Regions from separate parts of the Homo sapiens genome. Here all the other regions are linked to region 4. Evidence: chromatin contacts called from ENCODE Hi-C or POLR2A ChIA-PET data. All regions are on one chromosome and are shown on one strand. The core of a region is the stretch at or near the end of the contact, and the rest is flanking DNA. Distances in the headings are between cores, read along the strand shown.

Region 1 (7,152 bases), core at 1,050-3,549, 840 kb after region 4:
AGCAGGATCTTAACTGGGGCAGGGGGTGGGGTGGGGGTGCTGGGGTGGGAGGTGTGGTTACAAGTCCTGAATGCAGAGGGGAGAACGTGAACGTGCTGCAGTCAGACCTGGCGATCTGGCTGGGTTAGGAAGGGGCAGGGGGTCTGTTCCAGCCAGGCCCAGTTTAAGGGAGAGGTTGATCTGTGCCCTTAGGCAAGCACTGGGAGGAGCCTGATTCCTTCTCTGAAAGAATACAGTGTAATCTGTTGTTGTTTGAGAGGATTAAATGAGATAACAAATAACCTCCTCTCCCAGGGCTGGTTGCCTTGAAAGTGCTGAAGAAGAGGAGGGCTTTGGGAAGCAGGGCCCAGGTTGGAAGGTTAGGGGTGGTAAGGACTGGAGGACACAGGGGCAGACTTCACCCCCTGCTCAATTGTGCCCAGGCCTCTCTGCCTGGGCTCATGTGAGGAAAGAAACAAAATGGGTGGCGGTGGGGTGGCGCTCAGGCCGGCTGAGAACTTGGGCCCAGAGTTACCGGATCTCCTAATGCCCCCAGAGAAACAGGGAATCTGGATCTGAAATATGAAATCTTCCAGTTTTAAAACTTTGGGGAGTGGCCAGGCATGGTGGCTCACGCCTATAATCCCAGCAGTTTGGGAGGCCGAGGCAGGCGGATCACTTGAGGTCAGGAGTTCCAGCCCAGCCTGGCCAACCCCGTCTCTACTAAAAATACTGTGTGGTCCTGGGCAAAAATTAGCCAGGTGTGGTGGTGCACATCTGTAATTCCAGCTATTCAGGAGGGAGGCTGAGGCTGGAGAATCACTTGAACCCAGGAGGCAGAGGTTGCAGTGAGCCGATATTGAGCCACTGCACTCCAGCCTGAGCCACACAGCGAGACTCTATCTCAAAACCAACAAAAACAAAAAGCAAAAAAAAAAAAAAAAACTTTGGGGATTAATTAACAAAACAACAACAGAAAGCACCGCGCAGGCCAAGTAAAGCCCACCACCTGGCTGGTGACCCCCTGCTCTGGCAAAGGTGTCACTGAAGGCAGGCCCTCCTGGGAGGAGGCTTCTCACTCTCCTGCTCTTGGAAATGGGCTCTAGATAGACCCAGTTTCCTGGTGATCGCTGGGAGAACAGAGCTGTCCTGTTGGGCTTTGTGGTCCTGGGCAAAGCCCTTCCCCTCTCTGGGCCAGTTTCCTGGCCGGCGAAAGGACTTAGTCTGTGGGGCTCCTGCCCGTTTGGACACGTGTGTGACTCAGTCCCTCAGCCTCGAGGAGGGAAGATACGGCTATTATAGAAGTGACTCCTCCCAGGAACTGTGCTTCCGGGATTGGACGCAGGGCCTCAGGCATTTTGCGTGTCCACAGTCACAACTGTGTGAATATAGGTGTGTCATAATTGGAAGCTTTGCATGGCTCAGTGTAAATATCATCACTTTAATGACTTTGTTCTGCAACCTTTCATCGCGGCTCTGCATGCCGGTAGAAGCTTTTATTAATTCTGTGACCTGGGGAGGACAGGGTCCTTCCTCCCATTTGCTGTTTAAGGAAACCCAAGCTCAGAGCTGGGAGGTGGCTTGGCTAAACGTGCACCACTCGGAGCCCAGACTCAAGTGTCGGTGCTTTGGTACTTGTGGCACCCCTCCTTCAACAGGGGAGAATGAGGTTGGGATCTGAGGGGTCCTCTCTGTGCCCATCACAGTTTGAGCTTCAGGGAAAAGAAGAAGAGGTCTTTGCCCTTCGTTTTTCCACGGGAGGAGAATGTATGAGCCCAGGCTACCTTTCTGGGCCTTGTGTCGACATCCCTAGCTGTCTCCTCAAATCTCTTGCCCTGAATCAACCTGGCCTGTGTTCTCTGCGGCACTCGGAACCTGGAGGCGGACTGAGCCTCCAGCAGTCTAACATCTTTTGCAGTGTCGTGAATAGCCGCCTGTTTTCGCAGGGGCCCAGTGCTCTGCCTGGAGAGGAGAGAGATCCTGGCAGGCGGGGAGAGGAGACTTTGGGTCTAGACCCTCCCCTCCCATCCCCTCACCTCCGCTTTTTGTGCGCCCTCCTCTTCCCTCTGTCCCCCCCGCACCCCGTCTTTTCCACCTGTGCCCTGGACTGCATTAGGGTGTCAGTATCTGTGTGCTCCCCCACCCCCACGCGTAAGCCCGCGCGCCTGCACTGAGGCTGGGGAACTGCGTCTCGCAGCTGCGGCCCCCAGCGCGGAGGGCGCGGGCCCTTTAAATCCTCCGGGGCGGCGGCGGCGGGCCGGGGATGACATCAGCGGGCGGGCCCGGGGCTCAATGGGAGCCGGCGGGCGCGCGCGGTGCGAGAGCGCGCGAGCCGGCGGCGGGGGCGGGCGGGCGGGCAGGAGGCCGGGAGGAGGGAGGCGGCGGCGGCGGCGGCGGCGGCGGCGAGAGCCCAGAGCCAGAGCCCGGCCGGGGCCGAGCGGAGCGCGGCGGCGGCGGCGGCGGCGGCGGCTGGGCCGGGAGAGGCTGGCGCGCCGGGCGGCTCCGCGAATCCTCCGGCATCCGCCCCGGCGGGCCGCCCCCGCCCGCGGCAGCCCCCCGAGCAGTGGCCCGGCATCGGCGCCTTCCCGGCGGGGTAAATATCGGGGGGCCGCGGGCCCGCGGAAGGGTGCAAACCTGGGGGGAATCGGGCTCCCTCAGCCTCTTTGTTTTTGCTGGAGAGGGAGGGAAGGGAGGGCAGACACACGCGCGTTCGCGCTGGGGTGTAGGGGGGGCAGCCCGGGCGCCGCCCGCTCGGCCCGGCGAGGACAAAGGCGCGGCTGGGGACGAGGAGGAGGGGGCCTGTTATTTTGCAGGCTCGCGGGGGAGGCCCCCCGGCCGGCCTGCCTCCGCTTCCCCCCGCTGGGCCCTCCGAGGCCCCGGCCGGCCAGGCGGCCACCCCGGCTGTGATTTGGGGACGCTGAGGGAGGGGGCTTGGGGTGCTGGGCGCCGGATACTGTTGATTCGGGCCCGCGTAGCGTTTCATCGGACAATCACCGGCGCCCCCTGCTCTCCCGGCCCCGGCGCCCGGACCTGGGGGTTCGCAAGGCTGCGCCCGCTCGTTGGATGACGGGCGTTTGGGGGTCCTAAGGTGAAGAGGTGTGTGGTCACCAGGCCACTGATTTGTTTTTCTTTGTGGAGAGAAAGAAAGGGGTGGGGGTTATTTGTCGGATCGGATTCTCCCATTTTTGTGTGAGAGATTGATGTCTTGCAAGTCTCTAAGGAACGCAAAACAGTGTCTGGGTGTCGTTAGAGGATTCCCAAGCTCTTGTTAATACCCTAACTCGAAGTGGGGTGAGCCCCCTCCCCAACTTTTCCCTTAGTTTTCTTGCATATTTTCTTCCTGGCATAGCCTCCTTCCTGGAGAAGGATTTGGAGAGAGGAGAAGGGGACACAAGTGTCTCAAGTTGCTTCCAAGCAATGCCTGTGTTTGGGTCTCCTTTGCCTTCGTTTCTATGATGTCCCTTCAATTTTTATTTTAATCGTCCGAGGGACAAGGGCCCCGGCTCAGGGGTAGGCGATGGTGTTCGGGGAGTAAGAAGCACTGCCCGTGTGCCATGCTGGTTGGTAGTTTGTCTAATTTTTTTAACCTGCTGAAACTCTTGAACCTTTATATCCACTTTTCCCCCCACTTTGTTTATCTCCCCCCCTCCCCCATGGGAGAAGCAGCAAAAGAACTGAAAAGCCTCTCCATTCCTGAATGAAGCTTTTCTGCTCTCCTCTGGGAGGCTTTTTGGGTATTGGTGCCGGGACAGTCTAGGCTCCCCCAGGGACCTTGGACCCCTGGGGTGTTGGGGAGCGACTGGGGGTCTGGGTGGCTGGCACATAGCAGTCAGGGGGTCCTGAAGGGCTTGCCCCTTCCCGCTCTCGTTCTCTGCAGACAGCCGGTGAGTGGGGAGAGACTGGGGGGTCATGTGCAGTATATTTATGTAAGACACCCAGACAGAGGGCACGGGTATTTATATAACCCGGCGTGGGTATTTATGTAATATAGGATGCGGGTATATTTATGTTCCTTTCCTAACCTGCGGGTTTCCTGGCTGCCATGTGTGGTCTCTGAATTGGTGTTGGCAGAAAGTGGACTGAGGTGTTGGGGGGGGGTTGCGTGCACACCCCCCCTTACCCCCCAACAGGGCTCACTGTGTGTGCCTGCTTTTCTTTCTTCCGTTGGAGTGTACACACTCGGGAAGCTGGACGTGTGTGTACGTGGGATGTGTGGCGTGTGGGTTTCCTGCAAACGTGGACTGTGTTCCCCTGGCAGCGTGGCACCTCAGCTGAGACAGGCCAAGCATATGGGCAGCGGCCCTTGATTGAGAGCCCAGAGTTTGGCCAGCTCTGGTGGAGGTCCCTGCCTCGTGGTTATTGGTGGAGGGCTGGTGAGCTCCTTGGGAGCCAGGTGCCGGGGTTCCCTGTCTCTCCTGGGATCTGCCCACTGTCCCTGGAATCCATCTCCCTCCCAGGCTGGCCTGGTTGTTGGGGGCAGCACTTGGCACGGGCAAGGGGCTGATCTTCTGTGCCAGCACAGCTGCTCTGCAGTCTTCCTGTTTTGCCCTGTTTGTGAGTGTGGGAGACCACCAGGTGGGACAGCCGGAGCCCTGTCCTCGGCGAGGCTGTACCATCTGCAGGGTGGTGTGGGACAGGTGGCATGGCCTCTGTGAGCCTGAGTACCCTGTCTGTGAAAGGAGTTCCCTCTTGCTAGTCCTTGATGCTGGTCCTCTTGTAAACACCCCTCCCCCTGTTTACTGCAGTCCCTGGTCCCTGTCCCCACGGCAGCACTGCCTCCAGGCCTTCAGTTTCCTCCTCTGCTGACCAGGAACAGGGTGTCCGGACTTTTGCCCCAGGCCAGAGCAGAGGGGTCCCTCCTCTGCCCCAGGCCAGAGCAGAGGGCTCCCCCCTGGCCCTGAGGAAGGAGAGAAGCTGCTCACATCAGAACTCCTCCTCCCACCCATCCGGGGCAGGCGGCTAAAACCCTGGCTCAGTCCCCTTTGTTGTTCTATGAGGGCCCTCTTAGGAGACCCTCCTAGTCTTAAAGGACGCCAGCTCCAAACAGTTTATCCAAGCGGCTATGGGCCTCCGTGTGAGGTCTTGGTGTCATGACGTAGAGATGGGGAGGTGGCTGGAAGGTGGATGGTCGAGGGCATTCTTTTCTGCCTTCCCCCCAGTAGGGGATGCGACTTTCTCCTGCAAGGCGTGCTGGGCACTGGCGAGGTCTGGCCTCTGGGCAGGGGCAGTACTTGGGAAGACCAGGCCAGGCTGTGGGAGCCTGGGGGGTAGGAGGTGTAAGAGGGCTGATGCCCGTTGTGATCCCTTGAGAAGCTTCTTTTGAGGGGCCCCTGAATGAGCATCCCCCAAAGACATGCTTGCTTGGCTGCTTCCTCTCTGGCCACACTGAAACCTGTCCTCAGCCTGCCTTAGCTGTTCCCCAGGTGTGTGGAGTGCAGGCTGTGGGCCACCTGACACCTGCAGAATGTGGTCTTCGAGAATGCAGGTTTTCGAGTTCCTGGTGGCTCTGCCTGGCCTTGGTGGACTGGACCCCTTTCCCGGCTCCCCACGTCGCTGACCCTCATGTTCCTGCTTCCTCTGCAGCAAGAGTGAGCCATGGAGCTACGTGTGGGGAACAAGTACCGCCTGGGACGGAAGATCGGGAGCGGGTCCTTCGGAGATATCTACCTGGGTAAGTGTTCCTAGCTCCAGCTGGAGCCCCTGGGGCCAGCCCATGGGACCAAGAGGAGGAAAGACCCCAGGATTTGGGGATCTGAAGTCAGAATGTGGCTCCAGGGGCATGATTTGCCCCAGGGCCATCCCAGATGGGGAAGGAAGCAGCAGGTTGCCGGGAGGCAGGCCAGGGGGCTCCTCTCGCAGGCCAGGCTGGGCACTGGAGGGTATTTTTAGCTCCAGTTTCTGCAGGAGTCATGCGGTTCTTTTGTGCCTCAGTGTCCCGGGTCAGCTGGGTCACCAGCTGGGTGTGGGAAAACCCAGGCGGGGTTCACATCCTCTCCCCTGCTTCCTGGGAGAAGGATATTGGTAGATAGAAGGGACTTGGGTTGCTGCTGGACCCCTAGCCAGGCCCCCCTCTCTATGTCCTGGCCTCCTGGAACCCAGCCCAGGCAGGCTTTGGGATGACGCAGGCTCCCCTGTAACCTCGGGGGTGGGGTGGGGGGATGCGGTCTCCTCATTAGGGAGTTCTCTCTCTCTCTTTTTCTCTCCGGATGTGCTTCCTGTTGAAAGTATGAGTATGCTGTGATGTTGCATTTTAAACAAATCACTGACCTCTCAGTCCTCCCCTTGGCCTGGGAGAAATGAGGCTTGCGCCTTTCAGTGCCACTTCTGAGGGGCACGGTCATGAGTCTTGGCCCTTCCTTTGTGCTTATTGGTCCAAAGGGAAGGTATTTAGTGTTGGTGCTTGTGGATTAGCGGGTGGAGGCTTGAAGTTGCTGGAGTGAGGTGGCCAGCCCTTCTACGAGTTATCCTCATTCCTGTCCCTGCACCCTCAGAAGCAGGCTAGACACACCTCTGTGCCTTGGTTACCCTCCTTGGAAAATGAAAATCAGCTCTGTCCAGTGCAGAGAACACCAAGTCTGTGTGTCGTGTCCATCAGCTCAGAACTTCGGGGTTTCTGTTACCCCATGGTTAGGGTTCCTTGGAGTATGAAATGTGCTAAGGAAGCCTCAATGGAGACGGGGACGGAGACTGGGAGTTCCCTGACCACTTCCTTGCAGGGTACTTTCTGCAGCCCCTAGAGATAGTACCAGATTATTTGTTTGGCACATCAGGAAACTGAGGCACAGATGGTCAAGTTGGCCTCCCAAGACCGCTCTAGAAAACTGGCAGAAGCAGCCTGTATGCCCACAGCCCTCCACATGAGTGAGAGCGTGGAAGACAGAACATGCCGAGGGAGACGTTAGACGTCTAGCTCTGCGTTCTAGACGTGGCTTTGTGTGGCTGTGGGAAGGTCATGCAGCTCCTCTGTGCCTCAGTGTCCCCATCTGTAGTTTGTGATAATGCTGCCTGACTGACCAAGAACTGTTCCAAGGCAGAGATGAAATGACAGATGGGAAAGTATTTTGTAAACTCTAAAGTGCCAGCCAGATGTGCAGTTCATTGCTGAGTGCTTAGTAGATGAGCCTCCCCTATGGACACCCTGGAGCTCAGAGGGAGGGAGAGTGTGTGGTGCAG
Region 2 (6,840 bases), core at 1,582-4,081, 750 kb after region 4:
CCCCCTGCTGCTCCCCACCAGGCCCCTTCCAGTCCCACAGTCCCCCATTTCCTGGGCCAGAGTCCTGAGCAAACCCTTGGAGTCTTCCTTTTCTTGCCCCCACATGCAGTCACCAGGTCCTTTAGCTTCTCCCAACAAAGGGCCCCAGCTGGCATCTGTCTCCACCAAGCTTTGGGCTCCCCACAGGTGGGCTCAGGTTGACTCAGCTCAGAGAAAGTTAACTGCGGGACAGGTGCACAGCTCAGCAGCAGGAGGTGGCAGAAGGTGCTGACCCTCCTCGTCAGCTCTGCCTGAGCTGTTTGGACAATTGTGAAAAATGAGGTGTAGCTGATGTTTGCTGCATTGAACCAAGGTGAAGTGGGGCTTTTCTGCCCCTTCTCCAAGTACCATGTGCAGAGCTTCTCTTTTGGTTCCATTCTTTGTTTTTTTTGCTGGCATCTAGTAGCACCTGACTCCTTTAGAGATGGCCTAGGAAGGGAGTGATGGCAAAGCTGGATTTCTTGTGGGTGGAGCTAAGCATAGGAAGACCAACGTTCGATTTTCAATTTTCACTTCATGCAGTTATGAGTTTCTAGCTTTTATTACAAAACCAAATGTTTGCAGTGTTCTCCTGTTACTTTTGGAGTTTCCATATTTTAATTGTTTGAACTATACATGCTTTCCAAATAAATGGGAGGTATGAGTCTCACATTCTAAGGGAAGAATGTGTCTCAGGGAAGCCCTCCCGGACGAATTCAGATCCCTCTATGTTCTTCTGAAAACACAGTATGTATTTGCAACCCAGCAGTCAGTCACTGGCAGAATTTTGCAACGATTTCCCAGTTTCGTTGGCACGACTCCAGGACAAGGTTCTTTGTAATTCTTTGCTCAAACATAAGGAGGATCACATATAAATAAAACTCTTAGCGGATAGATCAGTGAATATAATCATCTTTCAATTTTAAAAGCTACAACATAATAAGGCACTTTTTTTTTTTTGAGGGAGGCAGCGAAACAGTAACAAATCATGATGCTATAATGTGAACAAAGTGGTAGCTTTGGAGGGCACAGGGGGAAAACAAGCACAACCGTTTTTGCTCAGAAAATAATTCAGTAGCAACAAGGTCTGAGAGCCAGGAATCTCCTTGTTCTTACTGAAACGATTATTTGTCAAAATATTTGATTGTTTCCCTATTCCCCCTGAAAAGTTTGGACTTTTCTTTTTGCTCGATTTTGACACTGGAATTTTTAACTGTCAGTGCTATTGTGTTTACAGCATTCAAGTTCTCAGAGTTCAAAGGTTATCCATTAACATGTAGAATGAGGCTACACTTAAAGGCTCAACCTGGTTGCACTTGTTCATAGTTTCTTTGTTGTGTAGCAAGGCTCATAGTCATTTGTTTTCATAAAGTTAAATGAAGTTTCTTGTTTATGAAGTGTTTTTGGACTGTGTTTTAGAATGTGACAATAAGATTAAAAAATATATTTTAAAGATAGGTATTCATCTTTTGTCAGAAAAGGACTCCTAATACTAAAAGTGATCAATATCAGTGGACTTGAGTGAAAAAAAATTCACCCAATTTAGTTTTTTAGTGCTGGCCTAAGAATCTACCGGCACTGCTAATTAATTGTGAGTAATTGATTGGCTTCCTTTTTAAAAAAGACTAACCAGACCATATGGGGGGTTAGTAGTTATATATAAAATGACAGCAAAACATGACACTTGGCAAATTCTTCCCCTTTGCTGAGCTGTCTTCTCAAATTCCTTTTCCTATTTATTAAGATTGCATTGCTCACCAGCTCCGGATCGTTTCTGTAGTGCGTTCTTTCTTTTGATTTAGGAAATAGATATTTTAAATGCTTTTCTTGATGTGTTTTAAAGTTTTTTCATTTTGGATATGCCGAAGGCCAGTAAAAAAACAAATATTTGGCTATTTTGTTGGTAGCGACTTGCATAGATCCATTTCACATTTGCATTAGTTTGCATTTTGGGGTAGAAAAATTGTGGATATGTTTGTTATGTCTGTGGTTCCTCGAGGCTTACTTAAAATGGGGAAATATCACAGGCCTTAGGAATCAGGATTTTTTTTGTCCTTTTTTTCAGTAAGAAAAAAAAAACAGTTGGGAAACGATTTAAATGAGTTGTGCGTAGGGAGGAGGGGAAAGGGTAGCGGTTTTTTGTTTTTTTTTGTCCCCGGTTTCCTCCAAATGGATTTCTATCAAAACCAAGTAGATTCTTGGAACCTAGTCTAAGTTTAGAAATCTCAAGTTAGAATAGCGCAAGCCCAGTCCTTTCAGAAAAAAAAAAATCAGAACAATTAAATAGCTTTCTGAAGATACTCATTTAAAAACTTTATCTTCTCGACCTTCCTCACGCTTGAAGAAAATCTGAGGTGTTTTTCGCGCACAGCTGCCTTCTAACCCGCGAGCAACGGCGTTAAGGTTTTGTTTGTAATTCGGGGTGACCCAGGAGTTCGGGCCGCGGGCCCCTCCCCTCGCCCGGGCACACCTTGCAGAGGAGGGGGCGGCGGGGACGGGACCCGGGTCTGCGCCTGCGCACACCCTCGCGGCCCCCCCCGCCCCCCCCGCCGGGTACCTGTCACGGCTACCGCCGCGGCGCTCGCCCGCCACGTTAAATCGGATGGCGGGAGTAGGGGTATGGGGCGGGGGGCGCGGGGAGGGTGGCACGGCGCGTGCGTGCGCGGGAGTCGCCGAGCGATAACTGGGAGTGCGCGCGCTCGCCGCTCGCTCGCGTCCCGGAGGCGGAGTCTGTGGCGGGGGGCGGAGCGGGGGCGGGCCTATGCTAGTCACGTGGGCGCGGGGGCGGGGTGGGGCGGGGCGGGGCGTCTCCGAGCGGCGGGCCGAGGGAGGGCGCAGCAGCTGCTCCCTGAACACTTTCTGACCCAACAGTCCCCCAGCGCCGGACGCGCCGCGCCCTGGCGGCTCTAGGGACCCCCCCCGCGCCTGCACTTAGCCCCGCGCCCGAGGTGAGCCCGGCCCCTAAATCCTCCGGGCGGGGGTGGGGGTGCGGGACGCTCCTTTTTTGTTGGGGGTCTTGGAGGCGCGAAGGCACTAGGCGCCTCGGCAGATGGCTGCACCCCTCGCTTGCGGCTCCCCGTGTCTTTTGGGGGGCCGGGTGCGGGCGCGGAATCCGGGAGGTGTCCGCACAAAAGGCCGAGAAAACTGCGCGAGGCCTCCCTCCCTCCGCCCTCCCCGCCCCCTCCCCTCCGCGCCCGCTCCTCCTCTTTCAAACCCGGCCGGCCCGAGTGGAGTCAGCTCAGTCCCGGCAGCCGCCGCGCGAGGAAATGGCCGAGGGGCCGGAGCCACAGGTAAAGGGGGGCGCCCCCCGCCCGCGCCAGCCGGGGCGCCCGCCTGGTCCTGCGGAGGCTCCCGCGCCGCCCCCGAGGCGCCCGGCTCTCGTTGTCTTGTCCCCCCCCAGGATGACCTCAGTTCCCCGTCTCAGCTTTCTAGCTGCTCTTTCTAGGGCGCCCCCTCCCCAGCCGGCTCCTGCGCTTCCGCTGGCGGGAAGGTGCGGGCGATCCCGGGCTGCATCCGCTCTTGGCCGTCACACTCACGCCGCACGATTCAGAAGGGCTTGGGGTGCGGGGTTCCCTGAATCTCCGCCGGGAGCGGGGGTCCGGGGGTCTGCGGGGGTGGGCGGTGGGGGGCTGTTCCGAAAAGTTGGGTCGCCCCGCGGGGCGGGTCTCCCAATTTGCCCAGTCGGCCCTTGGGGCGCGGGCGGAGGGGGGACGTTGGCGTAGGGTCCCCCGCGATACCCCGGGAAGGGCCGGGGGAAGTTGGAAATGGCCAAAACAATGCGTCGGGACAGGCTTCCCCCGTAAACAATGGCCGGGACGGTCCACACGGGCCAGGCGGAGGGCGCGTCTAAGGGACCGCGGGAGGGGCTGGGCCTCTCCGCGGACCCCGAGGTGCGCCGGGTGACTCCCTCGGGTGCCCAAAAATCTGTCCCCGGGAGTCCTGGGGCGCCTGCTTATCCCTGAGCAGGGATGCACGGGGCTGCGTTTCCTGGATGTGTGCGATAAGGTGGCTTTTTTTTCCCTCCTCTAATTTTAAAGATTTTTCTTAAGTCTTAATGTTCTATAAACACTTAAAGAATATCTTTACAACTCAATTGTAGTGGAACACCCAAAGGCAGCTGGAAGCAGAACTGGGAACTCTAAAGGGCAGGAAGGATTGAAATGCTAGCCCAAAAGTGCTGCTGCTTTTTTTTTTTTTCTTTTCTTTTTTTAAAGGGAAGTTTCTGCCAGGAGGTGCCAAGTGGTGAAACCGCTCAGTTTCAGGCACAGCCCTCTTGTCTCTCGATTTGGCCCCGACTGCGAGCCGGACGGGATGGTGGAGGGGCGGAGGGCGCTGCTGGGGGCCTGGGAGGCTGGATTTAGGGCTGCCTGGGCGGTACCGCCCGAGGGGCAAGACCCGACAGCGGGGCGCGCGCCGCAACGTAAGTCCCGGGGATTTGAGAAGACGTTCAGGGCCTGGGTTGGAATCCACATTTTGGGATTCTGGGTAGGGCCACCGAAGACGGGAAGGCGCATTCTTGGGCGGATGGGGTGAGCAGGCGGGGAGTTTTCCGCCAGGTTTAGTTACAGGAGCTAGAAAAGGCCACTTCTGGGACCCTGGCATCTGGGCCACCCTGAGAGCCCCAGAAACTTTTTTTTCTTTTTCTTTCCCCCCCACCCCCCAGAAAAGGATAGTCATTTCAGGTTTAAGGCTTTGGTGTATTGTTCCACTTCGAAATTCCTTGAGCCTCAGTTTATCTTCCTGAATCAGCCTATGGTGCTTGCAGCGGAGAAAGTAAATGGCGGTTGCAGTGGTCCACTGGCCAGTTTGGGGGTCCTGTATAATTGGCCACTGTGTGTGTCAGGCCTCTGAGCCCAGGCCAGGCCATTGCTCACACAAAGCTTGTTTGGTGGTCTCTTCACACGGACGTGTATGAAATTTGGTGCCGTGACCCCAACCCTTAAGAAGGTTGTTTGTAATTCTCCCCACCCTTGAGAATGTACTTTGTGAGATCCACCCCTGCCCACCAGAGAACAACCCCCTTTGACTGTAATTTTCCATTACCTTCCCAAATCCTATAAAATGGCCCCACCCCATCTCCCTTTGCTGACTCTTTTCGGACTCAGCCCGCCTGCACCCAGGTGAAATAAACAGCCATGTTGCTCACACAAAGCCTGTTTGGTGGTCTCTTCACACGGACGCATATGAAAGTGTGTCCTACAGCGTAGCTAGGTTTCTTAGTTTTCTAGATCGTTTGGAAGCATTAAGCTGTATGTTTTAAGAAGCCTAGGTCTGATTTAGTTCAGATTGATTCAATAATGTCTTCATCGCTTTTGAGTTGGTTGAATGACTTGACATGAGATTAAGCTCAACAAAAGAAAAGGTGAGGTAGCAACAGCTGCCGTCCAGGCCTGGCCACTAGGTAGGGGTCTTAGGAGGCCTTTTACCTTCTCTTTTGTATATGTCAAGAGGGACATTTACAATGTTCTTATTTTACTGTACTTCTTTCCCCTGAAGTGGATGTTCTTTCTTGATTGATATCAAACAAGACTTAAAATGCTAAGTTTTATGATACTTAGACAATGAGTAATAGATGTAGTTTCTAAAAGCCTTTATGTGTCTGCAGTGACAAGTGCAGAGGAATAACCTCATTGCTTTTTGTCTGAAAATATAACAGGCAAGCCACTAGTTTGTGCTTACTTAATGTGTGCTAAGAACTTTTAAGGTATGTCCTTAATGGTAGATAACTTTTTTCCTTCTGAGAAGTCATATTTATTTTAGATATTGTTTTGTTCAATATTCTGGAGACTAATAGTGTTTCATTTTGTTTCTTAACCCTGATGTTGCTGCCATTTTTAATCGGTTATATTTAAATTCAAGAGGCCGTAAGTTATTTAAAATACAGTTGTCAGTAGTTACAAGGCAGATTTATCATTTATTTTAATTGTTAGAATAGGATTAATAATCTGTTTGGAATTTTAATTATTTGGCATGATGAGGAAAGCTAGTCCTTTAGAATTGTCTTTATTTGCCTACAGAAGGAGGAAGTAGAGGACAAGATACGACTTTTATTGGTGAAGGACACACACTTTTTTCTTTAGTGTCCCACTCTTTTAATCCTTTTGTCTTCACATTTTTCTAACGCTTTGCAGTTTGACCTTTGCTGTTTTTTAATAACTTGTGAGATCGAAGTTTAGCAGTTGTGTTGGGTTCCTATTCCCTTTCACTTCTTACTCAAAAAAAGGAACTAATACACCACTTAGAAAAAATTTGTAGAAAACTTTTCTCCCCTTTACCCTGAGGAATCTATTTTGGTAACAGGTCAAAATTTTTTTCCACGTAGTAGGGGAGGAAGGAGGAGCAGTGAAGGTTTTGACTTTGACTGCCTTTACTTTTTTAAGGTGGGGGTAGATTTGCATTTTCTTTGTGAGCCTCCATTTTTGGCAGGAAAAGTTCAGGGAGGAGTAGGAGCCCCTAATCCCCTTCCAGTGGACTTGTTTTGGAGGAAATCTGAAAATAAGACTTAATCATCAAGTCACTTATAGACTGATGAAATAATTAAGGAATATAATGGCCTGGCAATGACTAAGTCGTTCTATCTCCTCATTGCAGGTACATGCTTATCACTTTTTTCTCTCTTAACAACGTTTATTATGAAATGGCATGTTTTCGCCACAGCAGGGTAGCCATTTCCCAACCCTGGAGCACTCTTAATTCTGAGATGCCTGATTAGAGCCTCAGGGGTCCCAAAAGATGTGCTGTTTTCCCACTTTATAAAATTACATTCTTTTCTCACAGTTGTCACAAACATGATATTGGTTGATAAGAACTTTGGAGTAGTTT
Region 3 (7,673 bases), core at 2,699-5,198, 650 kb after region 4:
TGATCTCGAGTTCCTGACCTCAAGTGATCTGCCCACCTCAGCCCCGCAAAGTGCTGAGATTACAGGCGTCAGCCACTGTGCCCAGCCTGTAAATACCATTTTTAAGACTACAACCTCCACCTCCCCAATTCAAGCGATTCTCCTGCCTCAGCCTCCTGAGTAGCTACAGGCATGCGCCATCACGCCCAGCTAATTTTTTTGTATTTTTAGGAGAGACGGGGTTTCATCATGTTAGCCAGACTATTTCTATTAGGCCCGGCCTATTTATATTATTATTACACCGTAATATATAATGAAGGCCAGATGCGGTGGCCATGTAATCCTAGCACTTTGGGAGGCCAAGGTGGGTGGATCACTTGAGGTCAGGAGTTCAAAACCAGCCTGGCTAATAATGGCAAAAGCCAGTCTCTACTAAAAAATATAAAAATTAGCGTCATGTCGCATGCTTGTAATCCCAGCCACTCAGAAGGCTGAGGCAGGAGAATTGCTTGAACCCAGGAGGCAGAAGTTGCAGTGAACCAAGATCGCGCCATTGCACTCCAGCCTGGGCGACAGAGTGAGACTCTGTCTCTAAAAAAAAACAAAAAACAAAAAAAGCTACATAGGCCTCTCACAATTTGCCCACAAAGAAATTCCTTGTGGGCCTCCAAGATCTTTACACTAAAACAGTTCCGTTGAATTTCACCCCGACAATGTACATTGATGGTTTACCATCACAAGCACAGGACAAAGGACAAAACTAAAAAGTCATCCCTCTGCTCGCCTGAAACAAACACATAGCTGACTGCTGCCTCTGCTCTATGATTATTTTATCTTACGTGAAAATGCAGATTATCTGAGCGTGAGCAGAAAGCATCAGTGAAGACTATCAAAGACCCAGAAGAGGACACGGACACATGGAGCGGGGGAACAACACATACTGGGGCCTGTTGGGGGTCGGCGGAGGGAGAGCATCGAGAAGAATAGCTAACGGATGCTGGGCCTAATACCGAGGCAAGGGGTTGATCTGTGCAACAAACCACCATGACACACGTTTTCTTGTGTAACAAACTTGTATATCCTGAACATGTACCCCAGAATTAAAATAAAAGTTGATGACAAAGGCCAGGCAAGGTGGCTCACGCCTGTAATCCCAGCACTTTGGGAGGCCGAAGCAGGCAGATCACCTGAATTCAGGAGTTTCAGACCAGCCTGGCCAACATGGTGAAACCCTGTCTCTATTAAAAATGCAAAAATTAGCCAGGTGTGGTGGCGTATGCCTGTAATCCCAACTACTCAGGAAGCTGAGGCAGGAGAATCGCTTGAAACCAAGAGGCGGAGGTTGCAGTGAGCCAACTGCACTCCAGCCTGGGCGACAGAGCGAGACTCTGTCTCAAAAAACAAAAGCCGTTGAGATGTCAGTTGGCCCAGAAACACAAAGGGACAGTCACAGACTCACTGGACAAGGGTATGGCGTGGTCGAATGGCTAAAAGGTCAGGCACTGTGCCAGGTAGGCACTGGGTCACGGTGGTGAACAAGTAAGTTCCTGCACTCACAGATTTTACGCTCTAGGAGGGAGACAAAAAGTGTTTATGTCAAGCAGTTACTAATTCAAATGAAAGCAAAGAAAAATGGAAAAGAGAGAATGCATGTGTACTTGTGAAGGAGGAGAGTATGCAGGTTATGCAGTGTTGCATTGGGTTCTGGGGAGGCCTCCCTGATTGAGTGACATGTGAGCACAGACCTAAACTGAGGTATCTAGCCTTGCTGACATAGAGTAAAGAGCGAGTGCAAAGGCCCTGAGGCCGAGTGTGGCTAGAGTAGAACAAGGAGGAAAGACAGAAGAGGGCTGCATCCTCAAGGGCTTGTAGGCCACTGTAAGGCCTTTGTCTTTTCTTTCAAGTGGAAACCTCTGGAAAATTTTAAGTAAAGTGACATAATAAAAGGACCCCTATGACTGCAGTGTGAAGAATAAATTCAGAGTGAGCAAGGACAGGAGCAGGCAGATTAAAAAGAGGCGAGCGCAGTCATCCAGGCAAGAGATGATGAGGATTGGGGCAGGTTAACAGTGTAAATAAAAGAACATGACCCAGGCCGGTGCGGTGGCTCACGCCTGTAATCCCAGCACTTTGGCAGGTCGACACGGGTGGATCACGAGGTCAGGAGTTCAAGACCAGCCTGGCCAAGATGGTGAAACCCCAGCTAAACTACAAATATTAGCCAAGTGCGAGGGCAAGCACCTGTGATCCCAGCTACACGGGAGGCTGAGGCAGGAGAATTGCCTGAACCCGGGCGGCAGAGGTTGCAGTGAGCCGAGATTGTGCCACTGCACTCCAGACAAAAAAAAGAAAAAGAATATGACCCAGGCGAGTCTCAATCACTTTAAGAGGTTCACTTGCCAATGTTAAGAACGTACTTGGGGAAAAAGAACACATAACCACAGAAAAATCAGTGGTCCATGTTTTTTTTCTTTTTGAAGCTCCTTTTCTTATGCTATGTTCCCAAAAATTTGGGAAACAAACACTCAGCACCCACACTGAGGGGCCAAATCTCCCCGCTTCTACCCATCTGTTGAATTGAGACGTTAGATGGGCCCGTCTCGAGGGCCCTAACAGCTCAACAGTCGTGTGACGCCATTTGGCCAAGCTTGCGGGGCTTCAAAATGCAGTTTGAGACGACAGGAAGCAGGTAAGGAGAGGGAAGCCAGTCTGGAAGGAATTGAGCGGAGAACGTGGACTAGCCTGGTTAAACACTTGTCCTTAGCCTTCGCCCTTTCTGTGTCTAAAGACCATCGCTCTGAAACCTTGTTCTCCTGAGAGTGCTGGGGTCTTCTCCGGGCCTTCTGAGGAGCGCCGTTCAACGGCAGCAAAGGGCCCACGGAGTCCACTGGGGCTCCAAGCAATTTTTTTTTTGAGACGGATTCTTGCCCCGTCGTCCAGGATGGAGTGCAGTGGCACGTTCTCGGCTCACTGCGACCTCCGACTCCCGGGTTCAAGCGATTCTCCTGCCTCAGCCTCCCAAGTAGCTGGGACTACAGGCACCCGCCACCATGTCCTGCTAATTTTTGTATTTTTCGTAGAGACGGGGTTTTGCCATTTTGGCCAGGCTGGTCTCGAACTCCGGGACTCAGGTGATCCTCCCGCCTCGGCCTCCCAAAGTGTTAGTATTACAAGCGTGAGCCACCATGCCTGGCCTCCAAGCACATTTTGTTTCTGTATTAGCAACAGCTGTGCTCGGCCAGGGACGGTAAAAATATACGGTTCAGAAAATGCACCTCAGTGTGAACCAAATGTAGCTGAGGGCACTTTAACCTGGAAGGGACATCGCCACCTCACAAACTCCGGAAAGAAAGGGACACGGCTCTTCCATCATGGCTGCCGGAGACAGAGCAGCGAAAGGCAACGGAAAGGAAATGGCGCCGGGGCCCGCCGCCATTCTCAGCGGGCCCAGGGCGGTGGGGCGAGAGGGCTGGCGGCGCCATATAGGAAGGCCAGCCACGGAATTTAAGACCCTCCCGGCCTCTGGCGCCAGAGGACTCTGAAACTTGATAACAATATGGAGGACGGTTATTGTCTCTGCAAAGCAACTTCTTCAAGCCGGCCGCGGGGTCTGTACCGAGATCGGAATCAGGCAAAATCCTCTATTCTCTAAACAGAATGCGTTACGCATACTGCGCATCTTAGCAACAGCAGGCCGGCTAACGACGCAAAGAATGTTACGTCGCACCAGAGGCGCTTCCTCCCACCTCATCCCACGTTCTAGTTCGGGTGGCGCGAGAACTCTACGCTCGCTCCGTACTTTGTTTTTCTTGTACAGACCGCAAAATACACCCATCGTCGCAACTGACGTAAAGTGCTTCCAAGAATACCCGTAGTTCCCCGCGGAGCCCTCGGGCTATTCCGAGGCGCTGTTTACGTATCGTCTCCGCCGTACGCAGCGTTAAGTTGGAGCCGACTCAGCGGCGGCCGCCATTTTGTGCAGTCGCTGGGAAGGAAGGAGACGCCTAAACCGCGGCACTGCCCGGTTTGAGCGTAGCCAAACCTGCCCACCGGCTTTGTAGCCCCGATTCTCTGTGTTTTGCTCCCGTCTCCGACGAGAGAGGCGGCGACGGTGGCGTCTGCGACGGGAGACAGCGCGTCGGAGCGAGAGAGCGCTGCGCCTGCCGCCGCCCCAACAGCGGAGGCGCCGCCGCCATCGGTCGTCACCAGACCGGAGCCGCAGGCCCTCCCGAGCCCGGCCATCCGTGCCCCGCTCCCAGATCTCTATCCTTTTGGGACCATGCGCGGAGGAGGCTTTGGGGACCGGGACCGGGATCGTGACCGTGGAGGGTAAGGGTGGGGGAGGAGAGGAGAGGCCTGGCGTGGGGGTGGGGGAGTTGCTTCTTGGGGAGGCCCGGCGGACTGCGAGCCTGGGAGCCTTGCTCTCGACCCGGGAGGCGAGGGGAGGCGACTCGAGGCGAGACAGCGGTTTCGTGCGCGGACCTCGGCCCCGGGGTCACTCGGGACCCGAGGAGGGCGGCCGCTTGGCGACGCTGGGCCTCTCCGTGCGGACGGCCGTCGTGGCGCGGCCCGGCCCCATCCCAGCCCCGCGGGGGATCGGGAGGGGCGGCCTGGCCGCATCAGCCCAGGCCCGGGCTTTGGCGCCTCGCCTGGTTTCCCGGCTCTCGAGCCGGGCCGCTTCGGGCGGGCTGTTCGATGTCTCCAGGCCTCGGCGTTCATCTGAAAAACGCGGATCTTCCTGAGAGAACACTTCAGCCCAGGAAAGCCTTACACGAAATGGCACCCTTGACGTTCTCTCCCCAGAGTTCACTGTTTAAGGCACGGGAGACGAAAAGACCAACTTCTCATTTTTAGAAATAGATTTTAATTCTCTTCAGTTATATTTTAAGTCGGAGGAAATGCATTGGGATGTAAAGCAGTGGAGTTGCTTGCCATCTAAATGACCGTGTTTGGGGGAAGGATGGGTTTTTGGGTCGTTACTTTAGTTTTAATCTTAATATTTCAGCCTTTTTTCTCTAATTGGACTGCAGCGTCAACTATTCTGCCTCGCTAGAAAGTTCTTGGTATTGTGGACCGGGCGTGGTGCCTCAGGCCTGTAATCCCAGCGATTTGGGAGGCCGAGGCGGGCGGATCACCGGAGGTCAGGAGTTCGAGACCAGCCTGATCAACATGGAGAAATCCCGTTTCTACTAAAAATAACAAAATTAGCCTGGCTTGGTGGCGCATGCCTGTAATCCCAGCTACTCGGGAGGCCAAGGCAGGAGAATCGCTTGAACCCGGGGGGAGGAGGTTGCAGTGAGCCGAGATCGCGCCATTGCACTCCAGCCCGTGGCAAGAGCGAAACTCCGTCTCCCCCGACCCCCCCGCTTCCCCAAAGAGTTACGTGACGCCACTTGATATGTGTGTGTGTGACCTTGGTCAAGATCCTACCTTTTGTGAGCCTGTTTCCTCTGAGGAACGTGATAATTGCCTTTACTTTGCTGTGTTGTCAGGAATTAAGAGATAATGGATGTAATAGTCTCACTGTAGTAGGCGCTCTGTTAACGATATTTTCTCCAAACGTTTTTGTCTTTTGTGGTTCAGATCCACAACTGCTGGATTTACTAGTCTCAAGCACTTCAGTTGCCACTTTTTACAAAATTATTTTGATTTATACCTTATTAGGAAGGAAAATATTTTATCTCATTGTTTAGAGGATGAGAGGTGGAATGTTTGCTTCGCGTGTGACAGTATTGCTAAGTTTAGAAGTGAATTTCAGTTCATTGACTTAGAAAAAGAACTTGAGATTATCTAGGAAAGTTGAAAACGACCCAGCAATTCCTCCCTAAGCTTTATACCCTAGACTGTAATGCCTAGAGAAATCCTTGCACAGGTACCCCAGGATCCTTGTACAGAAAAGTTTATATACCAGCATTCGTGCTAACAGGATATTGGAAACAACGCAAATGTCTCCATAAATTGTGGGTATTCGTACAATTGAATCAGCCGTGAAAAAGAGAAAAGAACTTGGATTAATGTGGATAAGTCACAGAAGTGTTGAGTTAAAAAGCACGTTGTGGTAGGGTGACACATTTAATTAAGGATATGTGCAAATATGATAGGAAAGGGAGTGGTTAACAAAATTCAAGGTAGTGGTTATTAGGGTGAAAGTTGTAAGCTTGAAATAGGCACATAGAGGGGCTACAAGTTACTAATAGTGTTCTATTTCTTTACCATTGGTGTTTGGTTTAATATTTCCTTTCACCATATATATGCTTTAATAAGTTATTTGAAAGGAAAAAAGTGAATTACTGATCCATACTTTGAGTATCAGATGACATTTTTTAAAAATTTCAAACGAACTAGCCTTCTTTCATAAGATCTGTGCCCCAACTCTCCCTTTCCCAAGAAATGTTCTTGATTATTTGAATTGCTGTTGTTTCAACTGAGTGTTACACAGTTGAAGTGGTGGTTATTTTGAAAAAGGAATAGGTGAGGTCAGTTCATGTATTTCACATGTGTGATGCAAAAATGATAGGCATTGTACATTTGAAGTAGTATGGTTTTTAATGTTAATATATGACTTCAAAGGTGAATTTTTTTGTAAAGCCAAATTAAACTAATTACTGACCGGATAAAAACATTTGAGCAGCATAGTATACCAGAGAGTACAGTGTGCGTATTTAAAGATGGCATGGATATGCTCAAAAGTAAAAGGCTTTCTTGAATTTTGAGGTCATTAATTATGTCAGCATTAATTATAAACATGGAAGACGGCATATTTTCCAAGAACCACATGTTTCAAATTAAATGTTTAGTGTAGAATAGAATGTCTTGAATAAATAGCCAGGGAAGTAAGGAGAGAGGAAAAAAAAATACATGAATGATAATCATCAGTTTAAAGCCTTAACAGGAATCTTACTTTCAAGTTTTATTTTTTCCTAAGTCACTAAGGTTTGGGTAGCATTGCAATGTGGCAATAACAATGAAGTCTTTTATAATTTGCAAGAGTGATAATCCAAAGACTTTCTACCTCTTGAAAAGTACCTTATTTAGCTGCTTCATTTGCAAGTGTGGCGGGAGCGGCAATTGAGGTGGCCTTTTGGTCTGTTCAGTATTGAGTCTTAAGCTGAGGGGCATATTAAATATGTCGCTGACACGGGTATCCCTATGCTATGTGCTCTTCCTGTTCTGATTCTTAATTTGTCTTCACTGTCTCAGTAGTGGTATAAATGGAATTAGCCAAGTTCTGCCTGTTGAGTGTAGGTATCCAGTGATCCCAATAAAATCTCCTGCCATCAATTTTTGTTACGTATGTATTTAGAGGAATGTCTGGCTGGTTAAGCCAGAGTTCTAATGGCTTTGAATTGCAGGAAATTGAGGCCCTGTAGAATAATACACCTACTTGCCTATCAATGATAAAGTGGAACTTTATATAAGATGAAGTTACAAGTGGGTTAGAGTGGGAAAAGGGAACTAAATTCAGTACAATATTTTACAAGGAGTAAAGAAACTGAGAAAATGCTATACAGTTTGTATGCCAAACAAAGACCTGTACTTTACAAGATCGAAATAGGGAAAATTAAGGCCATCTTAGTGTTAAGATTCTTCTAGGAAAAGTAGCTTCTGATTTCTTAAATATTAGCTTTGGCTAGTGGTCATATTTGTATTCCTCTTGAGCTTGTCTGTTGTGAAAGGTATATAAAAAGCAAGAA
Region 4 (7,344 bases), core at 226-2,725:
TTTTAAATCTGTTTTTATCCAGAAGTCATTGTTATTGTTTCACACTATCGCTGTTCTTCATTTTTCTTTATTCCCAGTTGCATCAGACCTCCGTCTGGGATCATCTTTTTCCTGCCTGAAGTTCCAGCTTTGGAATCTCCCTCCGGAGGGTCTACCAGTGGCAAACTCTTAAGTTTTTGTATTTGTAAGTGCTATGATTTCACCTACGTTCTGGATACATGTGCCTCATACTGGGTACATAATTCTTGAAATACATTTTCACTGAATATATAATTCTAAGATGATGGTTATTTTCTCTCTGGCTTTGTTGCTCTTGATGAAAAGTCAGGTGTGAATCTATTATTCTCTTTTTCTATGTGCCAGAAAGAGGTGTTGGATTTTATTGTGAGGGAAATAGGGAGGAAAATTTTTAAGCACAGGGTGACCCCGTCAGATCTGCATTTTAGAAGCACACTCTGGCACTGTGTGGCTGAGATCGGAGGGAGGGCAGCTCCGCGAGGTCTCTGCTGTGGTCCAGAGAAAAGACGGGGCGAACCTGGGAGGTGGGTGCGGTGAGGGCAGGCAGACCCGAGTCCCCGAGGGGATGCCGGAGCGACAGAAGTTGGGGTCAGTACAGGAAGGAGCAGGGACGACGCCGGGCTCCCAGTGAGGAATGGAGGCGCGTTAGCGAAAAAGGAAGGGGGGTGGGGAATCAAGAGTTCGTCTCGTGCCACAAATGGTTGAGCCCCCACTAAGCACCTAGCGCCCAGTACACGCGGGTTTGGGGAAGGCTGGGGCAGCGCGGCGGCAAAATCCGTCCCCGGGGGACCTCAGCTCCACCGCGGCCGCTCCTGCCGCGAACGAGGGCCCGGCCCGGGAGCCCTCGAGGCAGCGCCCGCGTCTGACCCGTGCGTCTGGGCACCGACCACCGAGGGTCGGGTGGATGGACAAATGGAAGGGCGGATGGAGGGGTGGGTGGACGGACGTGGAGACACTGGCCAAACTGCGCCGCGGAGAAGGCCGGATTAGGGAGACCTCGGCCCTGCGACGTCCGGACACGGTGGGAAGCCTTTTGGGTCCCGGCTCTCCTGCAACTCGAGGGGCTGCGCCTCGGGCCCAGTCTCCTCCGCTGCGGGAGGTGAGCAAATGGCCTCCCCGCTCTGAGCCTTGACTTTGTCGTCGGCTCCACTGGGCCCTGCCACTTCGGCCCCTGGCAGTCACCGGGAGGCTATGAGGCGCCCGCCTGGGTATTAAGGATCACGTCCCGCCCCGGCGTCACAGCAAGACGGGGCGCGCGAGCCTCCGCCCCGCCCCAGCCGGTGACCGAGCCAAATAAGTCCCACGGCAGCGCTCGCGGCTCGCGGCCCGCGGCCCAATCGCAACCCGCGGGGGCGGGCCCCGGGGGCGGGGTTCCGATGGGGGCGGGGCTCGGGGGCGGAGCTGACCCTCAGGGCGCGAGCCGAGCCCGCGGCCGTTCCGCGCGCTCCCGCCCCGCCCCCTCCTTGCGCGCGCTCGCTCGCTGGCGCCGAGGAAAACGTTGCGCAGGTTCAAAAATGGAACGTCGGCGGCGTGAGGGAGCGCGAGGGGGTGTGCGCGCGTGCGCGTGCGCGTGCGCGCCCGGACGAGGGTGACGGGGACCCCGCCAGCCCCAGCATCGCGCGCCGCAGCCGCGGCCCCGCAGCTCCGCCCCCGGCCCGGCCCGGCCCCGGGCCCGCTCGCCCGCCGCCCCGCATGGAGCTGTCAGCCATCGGCGAGCAGGTGTTCGCCGTGGAGAGCATCCGGAAGAAGCGCGTGCGGAAGGTGAGGCTGCCCGGGGGCGGCTCCCAGGACCCCAGTGGGGTCCCTCCCGTCCCCAGCACCGCTCCCTCCACGCTGGGGCTGAAGGGGAAAGCGGGGCGCGGGGGCCCCGGCAGCCCTGCGCTGCTGGGCCCGTCTCCCCAGCCCGTGCCTCAGTTTCCCTGCCACCGTGTAGGGCGAGTAGAACAAAAGTTGTCGCTCCAGGATGCTAGTGGCGGCCGAGCCTGCCTGAGCTGGAGATTAGGATCGGACGTAGGGATCCTCAGCGCCATCCCACCTCGCTCCCCTTTTATTGTAAATATGGGGAGACTGAGGCCCAAGTTGAAAGGACTTGCCTAGCGCGTTATGGTCAGAGCTGGGTTTTGAACTCGGGACTCTGGACGCTTGGCACCAAATCCTTTCAAGTTGTAAGTGGAGCTTTGGAAAAGTCTCCTCCGGCCTCTGAAGTTTTTCCTGCTGGACTTTGGCCTTTTCCGATCCTGCCCCCTCTACGCCACCCGAGCACATCCCTATTCCCCGCCCCCACCCCCACCTCAACTCCTAGCCCAGGCCAGGGCTCTGAAGCCCGCCCCCTGCGCTGGGGCATCCCCTAGTCTCCTACCCCATCTGCCTTCTTCAAAACATACACCCTGCAATTTAAGGAGGTGTCTGTTCTGCTGGTTTCAGAACCCCACACTTTGGGGCTAGACTTTGTCCGGGCCTGGCGTCTACACCTCCCGTGCACTTGTTTGGCGAGGGGGCTCGCCTAAGGCTGGGGAAATCCTTGGGGAGAAGTTCCTTTCCTGGTACGCACTACTGTCCTTCCTTTGTCTCCTCCTCCCTGCAGCCCTTTGGGAGGCTCCAGGCCGACTGGGAGGGGCCTTAGGGGGTCACCTCCTCCCATTTAACAGAGACAAAAACTGAGGCCCAGGCAGAGGAAGTGACCTGCTCAAGGTCACCGAGCAAGTTAGATAGGGAGGTAGAGCAGGAGCTCAACTGGGCTGATTGGCAGCCCATCTTCTTTCTCCATAGAGAAAACTCAGTCCTGGCATCTCGGGCCAAGGGTGAAGGTCAAGGTGGTCAGGAGCATCTTTTCTTCCTCCAGCTGTGCTTGGGGTTTTACTCTTCTGATTGAGGCAGCTGTTCCTCCTCCTTCTCCTTTTTCCTAGGGTTTTCTCCACTTAAAAGAGAATTGATTTATTCCACAAAGCTCAGTGCTTTTCGTGCTGTGTAGCCTGAAGCAGGCACAGCACTAACTCCCTCTACGATGGAGCCCGCAGGGTAGCACAAGAGGGCGAGATCATCATTCCTTCGGCCAGTCACTCAAAATATTTATTGAGGGTTGGTCAGGTACCAGGCACCAGTCTAAGCCCCAGGGATCCACCCCTTCCCTCAGGGAGCTGGCATTCTGCAGAGGCGGCACACAGTGAATGAGGAGATACAGACAGATGCCTTCAGATGGAGCTGTGTGCTCTGCAGAAATAGAACTGCAAGGTGCCAGTGGAGACAGCATGGGAGAGGGTCACCAGGGAAAGCCTCTGTGAGGAGGTATCATATTTTGGTCTTAAAGTTCTGGCGTGCAGGGGCTTCACTCACAATGGGGTTGGACTGTAAACTTTTTTTTTTCTTGGCACCAAGATCTCACTCTGTCACCCAGGCTGCAGTGCAGGGGCATGAACATGGCTCACTGCAGCCTCAACCTCCCCGGCTCAAACGATCCTCCTGCCTCAGCCTCCTGTGTAGCTGGGACCACAGACAAGTGCCACCATGCCCAACTAATTTCCTTTTTTCAGAGACAGGGGTCTCACCGTGTTGCCCAGGCTTGTCTCAAACTCCTTCCTGGGCTCAAGCGATCTTCCAGCCTCAGCCTTCCAAAGTGTTGGGATGACAGGCTTGAGCCACCGTAACTGTAAACTTTTAAAGCCTGTGAGGAAGGGAGGGGCCTGGCTCTACTTTCTAACAACCACAGGGCTGACCACCCCTTCTGAAGGTGGAGACTTTGCCAGTCTTCCATGGGGTCCTGCCAGGGTCTTTTGAGTTGAGAGTCCTCAAGTCACTGGCCCATTACCTCTGAGCCAGAGGCAGCCACTCACAGACTGAAAGGGGACTCAGCAGATGGGGGAGGAGCGTGGGGACTACCCCAGAGAGGAATGTTTTCGTATTTGGAGACTCTTCCAATCTAAAAAAGAAAGTAAGCGTTCCCACCTGTGCACTGGGGCTCTAGACACTGTGGGTCTTTGGCCACGCATGCACACCTCCATGCAGTCTCAGCTCCCAGTGTGTGACATGAGCCCTGGGCTTGGGCCTCAGGAGCCTCAGAGGTGGCTGGAGCCAGACGCACTCCTGTGCTGTCCTAGGGAGGGCAGTATGGGGCGGGCATGCAGCAGTCGCGGTTATATGGGTTGGCGAGGATCTGGTGGACAGTCCCCGGATTGTGTTTGTGTGTTGGGGAGACACCTGTCTGCAGATGGGATTTGGAGCTGGGCTCCTTTGGGCCTTAACTGTCCTTCCGAGTGGCTGTAGGGGCAACCACGAGACTCACTGTGTCTGCTTCTCTCTCTTCTCAGGGTAAAGTCGAGTATCTGGTGAAGTGGAAAGGATGGCCCCCAAAGTAAGCTCCTTCATGTGTGTGTGTCTGTCTGTCTGCCTACCGACCCATGCATTCCTCCACCTGCCTTTTGCCCCCTCCCCTGCCTAGCTTTTAGCTCCAGCTACTCTTGTAACTGGACAGCTGACCTTGATTTAATCATCATCTTCTCTGGGCCTCAGTTTCCCCCTGGACCACAGGAGGGTCAAGGTGGGTCTCCAGCTTCTCTTCTCACCCTGCCCTCCTGAGTGTTGAGCTCCTCTGCTAGTTGGAGCTTCTGCTCTCCCTCCTCCCCTCCCTGTGGCTTTTCTTGGCAACTGGGAGGTGAAGGCCCAGCATCCGGGCTACTGGAGATGGCTGCTGGACAGGAGGAGGGGACCCCAGCTGCTTTAAGCACAGTGCTGCATGAGTCCTCAGTGCTGTGTGGCCAGGGGCAGAGCCTGAATCCCCCTCACCTCTAGACGGCACTTTCCAGTCTATAGAGCAGGTTCCCATACAGCTTTGTAAGGTAGGTGTGATCAGGCGCTCTCAAGGTGAGGAAACAGGCTCAGAGAGGGTAAGCAGCTTGCCTTAGGTCACACAGCAAGTGGAGGCAGAGTTGGGACTTGAACTAGGCCTTCTCCTTTTCAGGTGTCTCCTCTGTGCCTTCCCAGCCTCCCATCTCGGAGTTGGGAGGCAGGGAGCTGTATCTGAGACCTCCCAGCTTCTCCACCTCTCCTGCTGAGGCCCCATCAGGAACCCACCAATGCCCTCCAGCAGGGAGTTGTTGGGAGGGAATGAGCTAGTCGTGGGGCCTCCCCATTGGTCTGTGGGTGCCCCACCCCCTGCCCCGCCTCCCGGAGACTGAGTCCTGGAAACCCCCTCTGCCCAGAGCTGCTGCTGTCGGGCAGGGACTTTTTGCTGTGCTGGTGGGGGCTGACCTGGTATGGGGTCCTGTGGGCATTCTGGGGTGATGGTGGGGAGAGACAGCAGAGAGGAAGACAGCCCACAGTGCCTCAGCTTCCCTCTCTGCAAAATGGGTTCAGAAACCCAGGCCCTGCACTCATCTCACAGGCTTGGTGGCCCTATCGGATGAAAGGCCTGGGCACATGTTCTGGGTGACCTGTGGATATCCTGATGACAGGGGTTGGGAGCTGGCAGGCCGAGAATACACTCCACCCCTCACACCAACCCCCACTTCAGTTCTCCCTTCCCGAATATTCTGAGGGCTGAAGGAGAATCCCTCCCCCGCCACACCCAGCTGCTAGAAGGTGGGCTTCCAGCCTGAGTGAAGGGGGCAGTAAAGGGAGTGACGATGCCCAGAGTGGGCAGCAGGAGCACCGCCTCCCTGGGCGCGCACACCCCTGCCTCTCTCGCTTCGCACCAGGAAGCTGTGGCCACCAGCTGTTAGCCTTCAGGACACTATTGGCTATTTTTCCTCCTCTGGAGACTCCACTCTTTGGAAGATTCTCTTCTGTAAACAGAGGCCGTTATGAATGAAAAGTTCCTTCCCCCACTTTGATTGATCCTGGATGTGAATCCATCTGCCCACTGCAGCTCGTCAGGAGGGAAGGAACGAGGCTCCCAGAGCAGAGGCCCTCGATGCTTCTGTTGCGCTGTGCCCCTAGCCTGGGGACCCATTTGTTTCTTAACATGCTGAGGCCACCAGATGGGCCCTCATGGCTGCCTCTTCTCACCCCCCTCCACTTTGGTCCTGGGTTCTAGGCCTGGCTGCCCACCCGACAGGCATGAGCCCTGGGACAGGGCCCCACCATGGCTGGGTCTCTGCTTCCTCATCTTCGAGTTGAGATGGTGAAGCCTCCTTTGCAGGCTACTGTGAGGGTGAGAGGGTGGATGTAATTGAGCGAATGCATGTTCAGCCCAGTCCAAGTGCTTTAGTAAACATTTGGTTTTAAGATTAAGTTAGATAGATAGCCTAGCTGTTCTTTTTGTTTTCCCCAGTCAGGAAAGGGACCTAAGGGATTCCATTCTTCTCAGGAGTGCAAAGTATCCTTAGAAATCATTTAGGCCAGTCCTCTGATTTTTCAGATGGGGAAACTGAGGCCCAGAGAGGGTTGGTCCTTAAAAAAATATAACTGCCAACCCCATGCACTGTGGTGCCCACTTCATGCCATCCACAGTGCCACCACGGTCTGGGAGTGAGGCAGGTATGGCTGCTAACCATCCCCACCTCACTTGGGGGAAACAGAGGTTCACTCTGGGGGAGAAGCAGGGGAGCCAGCTCTGTCTTCCCCTCCTCGGGGGCCCTGCTTGGAGAAAAAGCTGAGAAAGAGGGTGGGGGGTGGGGAGTTAGGCAGGCTGTGTCCTCCAGGCCTGGGAGCCTTGGCTGGGCAGTGCCGGCCTGGGTGGGGTAGTGATTCTCCTGCTCAGCATCTGCCCTGTAGGTGGGGAGACTTACATTCTTCTCAGTAACAGTAACAGGAACCATGATTTAAATGGACACTCTAGGATGGGCATGGTGGTTCATGCCCGTAATCCCAGCATTTTGGGAGACTGAGGTGGGCGGATCACTTGAGGTCAGGAGTTCCAGACCAGCCTGGCCAACATGGCAAAAACCCCGTCTCTACCAAAAGCATAAAAAATTAGCCAGGCATGGTGATGTGCGCCTGTAATCCCAGCTACTTGGGAGGCTGAGACAGGAGAATCGTGCCACTGCACTCCAGCCTGGGCAACACAGTGAGACGCCGTCCCCCACAAAAAAAAAAAAAAAAAAAAAAAAAAAAAAAGTGGACACTTTGTGCCAGGCCTAGGCTAAACCACTACATGCCTTGCCTGTTTTATCTCCCCAGCAAACAAGTGTGGCAGAGGGGCTCTCTTGCTTCTTCTGGAAAGCACAGCAAATGGCACAGGGAGGGGCTCGGGGCCCGGGACAGGGAATGTGACATTATCAGGTACAGGTGCCAGCTGTGCCTGAGGCCTCCAGATAACATTTCAGCCTGTCCAGGGCCCTGCTGTTCCCCCTTCCAGAATGACTTCCTCTCTTCCCCACTTGTGAATGGTTC

Evidence for each region. A loop is a pair of places that touch in the nucleus more often than their neighbours do. ChIA-PET counts read pairs that join two places held with the same protein, here RNA polymerase II (POLR2A). Pooled maps may share reads with other maps.
Region 1: a map of CD4-positive, alpha-beta T cell shows a loop between it and region 4 (7-fold over the local background). The contact joins the promoter of CSNK1E here to the promoter of CBX7 in region 4. A Hi-C loop is called at or near these places in 2 of 168 maps with a recorded cell type or tissue (CD4-positive, alpha-beta T cell and CD4-positive, alpha-beta memory T cell) and 7 of 50 pooled maps.
Region 2: a loop to region 4 is called in a map of CD4-positive, alpha-beta T cell, with 9 times the contacts of the local background. The contact joins the promoter of TPTEP2-CSNK1E here to the promoter of CBX7 in region 4. A Hi-C loop is called at or near these places in 2 of 168 maps with a recorded cell type or tissue (CD4-positive, alpha-beta T cell and naive thymus-derived CD4-positive, alpha-beta T cell), 2 of 37 single-sample maps with no recorded cell type and 10 of 50 pooled maps.
Region 3: a map of CD8-positive, alpha-beta T cell shows a loop between it and region 4 (4-fold over the local background). The contact joins the promoter of DDX17 here to the promoter of CBX7 in region 4. A Hi-C loop is called at or near these places in 1 of 168 maps with a recorded cell type or tissue (CD8-positive, alpha-beta T cell) and 10 of 50 pooled maps. POLR2A ChIA-PET finds 5 or more read pairs at or near these places in 3 of 52 experiments (H1, activated CD4-positive, alpha-beta T cell and naive thymus-derived CD4-positive, alpha-beta T cell).

What each region holds. Positions count from the first base shown.
Region 1 is chr22:38,312,580-38,319,731 of GRCh38, reverse strand. It overlaps CSNK1E (casein kinase 1 epsilon), which reads left to right and starts at 2,299. Exons shown (of 11, transcript NM_152221.3): 1 at 2,299-2,572; 2 at 5,563-5,650. The coding sequence starts at 5,575. TPTEP2-CSNK1E (TPTEP2-CSNK1E readthrough) reads left to right here. Exons shown (of 15, transcript NM_001289912.2): 6 at 5,563-5,650. The coding sequence starts at 5,575. RefSeq lists enhancers at 1-859, 4,661-4,710, 4,731-4,900, 4,971-5,030 and a silencer at 2,582-2,971.
Region 2 is chr22:38,394,906-38,401,745 of GRCh38, reverse strand. TPTEP2-CSNK1E (TPTEP2-CSNK1E readthrough) reads left to right here and starts at 2,831. Exons shown (of 15, transcript NM_001289912.2): 1 at 2,831-3,308. It also overlaps the pseudogene TPTEP2. RefSeq lists a silencer at 2,774-3,053 and an enhancer at 3,319-4,102.
Region 3 is chr22:38,502,586-38,510,258 of GRCh38, reverse strand. It overlaps DDX17 (DEAD-box helicase 17), which reads left to right and starts at 3,948. Exons shown (of 13, transcript NM_006386.5): 1 at 3,948-4,308. The coding sequence starts at 4,022. It also overlaps a transcript of DMC1 not described here. RefSeq lists enhancers at 3,113-3,522, 3,100-3,991, 3,923-4,112, 3,992-4,883 and silencers at 4,203-4,472, 4,503-4,672.
Region 4 is chr22:39,146,811-39,154,154 of GRCh38, reverse strand. CBX7 (chromobox 7) reads left to right here and starts at 1,475. Exons shown (of 6, transcript NM_175709.5): 1 at 1,475-1,779; 2 at 4,323-4,366. The coding sequence starts at 1,711. RefSeq lists silencers at 1,169-1,738, 1,809-1,858 and enhancers at 1,316-1,897, 4,977-5,271, 5,312-5,451, 4,933-5,531, 5,532-6,130.